Linked DNA regions of Homo sapiens: region 1 is linked to region 2. Evidence: read pairs that join two places in POLR2A ChIA-PET (ENCODE). Cell type or tissue: MCF 10A. All regions are shown on one strand. Each heading gives the region's core, and the rest is flanking DNA. Links, peaks and the distances in the headings are about the cores only. Region 1 has its middle 12 kb from the start of RHOU. Region 2 has its middle 96 kb from the start of RHOU.

Region 1 (2,814 bases), core at 177-2,676, 110 kb after region 2:
TGGGAGGCTGAGGTGGGAGGATCACTTGAGCCCATGAGTTGGGGACTAGCCAAGGCAACATAGCAAGACTCCATCTCTACAAAAAAAATTCTTACCAAAAAGAAAGATAAGTATGTGAGGTGATGAGTATGTTAATTAGCTTGACAATAATGATTGTGGTAATCATGTCATTTGTAAACATATATCAAGCCATTGCATTGTACATTATAAATAGATAGGATTTTTTATTTATCAGTTATACCTGAATAAATCTGGGGGGGAACACAAGAAATTTTTCAAGCCACTATGGGTTTACCCTTTCTTCTCAGACAGTAGGACTTTTCCAACTAAATAAGATAGATTGTGTAGCAGGATTTGCATTGATTTGCTCATTCAGCAAATATTTATTAAGCACCCACTACATGTGAGGCCGAGAGTAGTTGGGGATACGTCAGTGAGCACACAGACACTCCACGAAGCTGATGTTTCAGTGCAACACTCAAAATAAATAAATGATGTAACATGTTCCAGGATGACTGTCACAGAGACGAAAAAAAACAGGCAGGAAGGTGCACATGGAAGGCCTCATGCAGGCCATATTTGAGCAAAGACTTTGAAAGATGTAAGAGAGCAAGTCCCGTGGATGTCTAAGAAACAGCGTTCCAGGCAAATGGACCATCAAGGGCAAAAACAGCAATTGACTGTCTCCGTGTTGGAGAAGCAGCAAGGAGCCTAGTGAACCTAAGGCAGGAGGTGAGGCCATAGAAGAAAGGAAAAAAGGCAAAAATACATGTAGGTCAACGTAAAGATGGTGTAAATTCTGCAGAAGCCTGGGAGCCATTGGAATATGTGGTAGGAGTTATTAAGAAATTATTTCAGGCAGAAAGGAAAAGTTTTCATTTCTTTTACGGCAGCTCCAAAGACCTTTTTTGTAAAGGCCCCACTCGTAAAGCCCCGGCTCTTAGCTCTTAGAGCCTGACGGCAACCTTTGATATGCAAATGCAGGCCATTAGAAACTGGGTCCACCCAAACATGGCAATTCCCACAGCCTCCTTGCCCTTGCCCCACATGTGCCTGGCAACATGGCCACCCCCACATATCCTCACGTGTGTAGAACATCATGGTGCCCTGCATTTGCATATTAAAAGACTAGGGGAGGAGGGCTAGTTTCTTCAGGGGCTGCGTGAATGACATGCCGGGTCAAACCAACCCTGAGCCCTATGCAAATCAGACACTGCTTCCTCCAGCCTCTGTATATACCTGGCTGGTTTCCACCCCACTTGGGGTCTCCTCTCCTGGCTTTGGAGCCCCCTCCCTCTGTCTCTGTACTTCTTCCTTCTGTCTTCCTTCTTTCTTGCCTATTAAACCCTCCACTCCTTAAAACCACTCCAAGAGTGTTCATGTCATTTTATCGAAACTGGCATGAGGACCAAGAACACTGGTGTTCCTCCACTCATCGGAGTGGTATCAAATAGAGCTGAGTAGTAGCATCATCTAACTCAGGCTGCCAGATAGAAAGAGATAACTAGGGAGAGGGGAATGGGGAGAGGGGCTGGGACCAGGAGTAGCAGAGGCGGTGGTGCAAAGAGGTTGGGTTTTGAATATGCCTTTAAGGTAGACGCAGCATGATCTACCTGGAGCATTGGGTCTTGAGTTTACATGTATAAGAGAAGGCCGGGGCCGGGAATGGTGGCTCATGCCTGTAATCCCAGCACTTTGGGAGGCCGAGGCGGGCAGATCACGAAGTCAGGAGATCGAGACCATCCTGGCCAACGTGGTGAAACCCCGTCTCTACCAAAAATAGAAAAATTAGCCAGGCTTGGTGGCACATGCCTGTAGTCTCAGCTACTGGGTAGGCTGAGGCAGGAGAATCGCTTGAACCTGGGAGGCAGAGGTTGCAGTGAGCTGAGATCGCGCCACTGCACTCCGGCCTGCTGATAGAGCGAGACTCCATCTCAAAAAAAAAAAAAGGAGGTCAGGATAACTCCATGGATGGTCTGACAAACCGAACTTATCATTGACTGAGAAAAGGAAGATTCCAGCAAATGGCAGGTTTGGGGAGAAAGATTAGGAATTCAGTTTGTACATACGAAGTTTGAGTTGCCTGGGAGATGTCCAAGAGGAAATATTGGGCCGGCAATTGAACGTACAACTCTGGAGTTCCAAGGGAGGTGCTGGTGAGAGGTGTAAGTTCAGAGTTTCATCAGCAACGAAGGATGAGAGGGCCTGGGAGGGGGTGAAGACCAAGGAAAGAAGAGGCCCAAAGACTGAGCTCTGAGGACTCCCTTGTTAAAGGAAAAGAACAGACATTTTAAGAGCTAGAAAGTATTAAGTAAAGCCAAATATCAGACACTGGGAAGGAAGAAATAGAAAAGCTATCTGCCAAAAACTCTGCCTATAGGAATAAGAGCTTATCTATACAGGTACCTAGCACCTTACCACAGTTAGCCATGTACCCCATCTGAACTTGAAACAATTCTTGTTTCCTTTGTTTACAGTGTGGCCAGTAAAAAATCTGACATGGCACTGTAGCCACCCTATTGTAAGGGCACCAGGCTCTGCCTATTTGCCAAAGAATTGTTTCGTTAGTTTCTGGTGCTGGGTTGGATTTCAGTGAAAGAAGTCGCAACTACGGTGGAAAACAAAGGCCGGGTGTGGTGGCTCACGCCTGTAATCCCAGCAATTTGGGAGGCTGAGGCAGGTGGATCACCTGAGGTCAGGGTTCGAGGCCAGCCTGGCCAACATGGTGAAGCCCCATCTCTACTAAAAATACAAAATACAAAATTAGTGCATGCCTGTAATCCCAGCTACTTAGGAGGCTGAGGGAGGAGAATC
Region 2 (2,814 bases), core at 69-2,568:
GAACCCCAGTACCTCTTCGCTTCCCCCAGCTTCAGGCCTGGTGAACTGCAGGTGCGTGTTACTCATCATCCTCGTGTTTGACTTCAGTACATCTTCTGGGCAGCCAAGTCACTCTATCTTTGCTCCCTATCTGCCCTATCTATAAAACAAAAAACTATTGCAAAGAGTATAAAAGAAATTAGAAAGCAGGTCCTTGGTGTCTAGGACCTTACAATTTGATTGAAAAGCCAACCTGATTCAAGCCACTGAGCTGCACAAGATGGTGCAGTACAAACTATTCTTGTACACTTTTGTAGGAATCAAGACTAGAAGGAAGAATTCTGGGTGCCACAGTCCCTCTCTAACAGGTTGATCAAATTGAACGTTAAATGAAATACACATTTGGATTAGCACAAAAAAATGGAGAGACATTTTCAACAGAGGAACATTGCACGGCTGAGATGGTTTGTGCCTCCTTTCCTCCGGCTCTGGGGCAGATTTCAGTTCTAAATAACGCTGGGTACACAAAAGCGATGGCGGTCAGAGTTCTTGCTCTAGAAAGAAGGGTTCAAATACCCTCAGTTGCTCATGAAACCTCACAGCAACTGGCAATATTTTTTTTGGGGCCATTTTGGCCATTTCAGCAACAGACCTTAAAAATGGATCTTGATTTTATGTGTTTTTTTTTTTTTTTTTTTTACCACAATCATAAAAGAAAGGTAGAGGGAGACAAGGAGGATGAGAGGGATCTTTCTGGTCACAGTTATAGCTAAAGGAGCCCAGGAGATGCGACAACTCCACATAGCGAGGTATTCTAGATGAAGACTGGAACATGGTAAGGACCCGAGGTAAAAACTAAGGGAATCTGAAAATAGACTTTAGTTAATAATAATGTATCAATCTGGGCTCATTAGTACTCTACTGATGAAGGATGTTAATAGGGTTAACTGTAAGGAGGTACATGGAGACTTTGTAACTTTTCTGTAAATCTAAAACTATTCTAAAATTAGAAGTTTATTAAAACAAACAAAAAGGTTTTGGTGGCTCAGTAAGATTAGAATCAGGAAGAGGGATAAAAATGTGTCCTACAGGTACCAAAGGTCACAGTAACTTGGGCTAAAGGCTCTTTTCCAAACCTCCCCAGAGGAGGACACGTGTGGGGGCATGATGAGGCGGCCCGGACAACAATGAACGCTTGGAGAAGGAGTCCAGTAAAACCTCAGGTAATTAACCACAGCTAGGGTGTTCTGAGCTGAAAATGACTCATACAGAAATCTCCCAGACCAAAGCACAGGATGTCATAGGCAAAGCAGAGTTCCTGCTGCCCCAGCAAAGGCCTGCGAGCTCCCAGGGCTGGCCCTGGAGGCTCCGGGATCGCCTGGACTCAGTTTACCCCCTGCCTCCTTGGCCCAGTCCCAAAGTAGAAGAGCATAGGGCTGATAAGCCTCAAAATGGAATTAAAATGAGGAGTAATTAGAGTAACAGCATAGCTCAGGGCACATGGAAATTCTACAGAAGCATGGTCCCATCCCAGCCTCTGGGGCCCCACTGTGTTTATTTAAGTTTCTTTATTTGGAAAACCATGGCAAGTCAGGGGCCCTCAAGCACTTAGATGAAAACACAGAATGTCATACTAAAAGCACAACCTGTGTGTTGATGTGCACACACACAGATGCATGCCCACACTCATGCACACACATATTGCCAGGCCTAGCGTGCACAAGCCGACAGTTCTGGACACGCAGAGAAAGGCCCACCAGCACCAGTCCTCTGCTCCTGCACCCCGCAGAGGGAACCTGCGCTGTGCGCGCCACTCACAGGCTTCCCCTACAGGGCACACCACTGCACACCACGTGTGTTTGCCTTTGGTTTCTCAGAACCCCGAAGAAAGTGCAGAGCTAGTCAGCTGAAGTCTGTGTTTATTCTTTCCATCTGATTGGGAAGTTTCCTGAGTACCCCATGCGAAACAGTGCTCCCTGGAAAGCAGTCAGAGCCCAGGAGCCAGAGCACAGAACCCCACCATCCAGGGAGGCAGCCCGCAAACAATCGCAGCCAACAGGCCCATGTGATTTCACAGCAGCCAGATGGAGACAAACCACTCAACTCGGCAAAGAGCCCAGCAGGCTGCCCGCCTGCAACCTACTGGGCAAGGCACAAACAGCCAGGTGAGGTGTTCTGAGCCCCAGCACTCTAGGGGCTGGTTGGTCAAGACCCACAGAACCAGAATGACAGGCCCCTGGCCCACTTCCCACAGGCCCTGCATCATCACCTCAGGGACACAGTCCAGAGGAATTGGTGTTGGCAACTCACTTCAGCACCTTGCCTCCCTCCAACTCCAGTTCTCTCTTCTCCAACGCTAACTGAAGCGTTTCACTTTGGACTCCCTGAAATGTCTTTCATCCCACCCTTATTCCACCTTCTGAAGCTACCAAATAGTGAATTTATTCTGTGCACTGCATGAGGGCTCCTTGTAGGGTTTGATTTTCTCCAGAGTCTTCTTTTCTCCAGCCTGGCTTCACTTTCTGTGACCATTTTGTTTACCTCTTCTGGATGCCTTGATTTATCAACATCCCTTAAAACTAAAAATACTGTTTTTAAAGCACAGTTTGGAGTTTAGAAGGGGATCAATGTCAAGGAAATTTATCTATCCCATTGCTATGGTTTGGGTATTTGTCCCCTCCAAATCTCATGTTGAAATTTGATCCCCAATGTTGGAGGTGGGGCCTAATGGGAGGTGTTTGGGTCATGGGGGCGGATCCCTCGGGAATAGATTAATGCCCTCCCTTCAAGGCGAGTGAGTTCTCATTAGTTTCTGCGACAGCTGGTTGTTGGAAA

What was found. ChIA-PET counts read pairs that join two places held together with the same protein. Peaks named below come from ENCODE experiments on the same cell type or tissue, not always from the same donor. Only the 100,000 strongest peaks of a DNase experiment are listed, where the experiment ranks them.
Region 1: POLR2A ChIA-PET joins it to region 2 with 5 read pairs; 5 of 35 experiments call an interaction of 5 or more read pairs at or near these places.

Annotation. Positions count from the first base shown.
Region 1 is chr1:228,721,764-228,724,577 of GRCh38, reverse strand. It overlaps a transcript of RHOU not described here. Among named protein-coding and RNA genes, the nearest start is that of RHOU, 12 kb to the left of the region's middle. In MCF 10A, for the core only: no CTCF peak of the experiment used is centred there; no DNase peak of the experiment used is centred there.
Region 2 is chr1:228,829,697-228,832,510 of GRCh38, reverse strand. No RefSeq gene overlaps it. Among named protein-coding and RNA genes, the nearest start is that of RHOU, 96 kb to the right of the region's middle. RefSeq lists a silencer at 1,265-1,314. In MCF 10A, for the core only: no CTCF peak of the experiment used is centred there; a DNase peak (open chromatin) is centred at 1,190.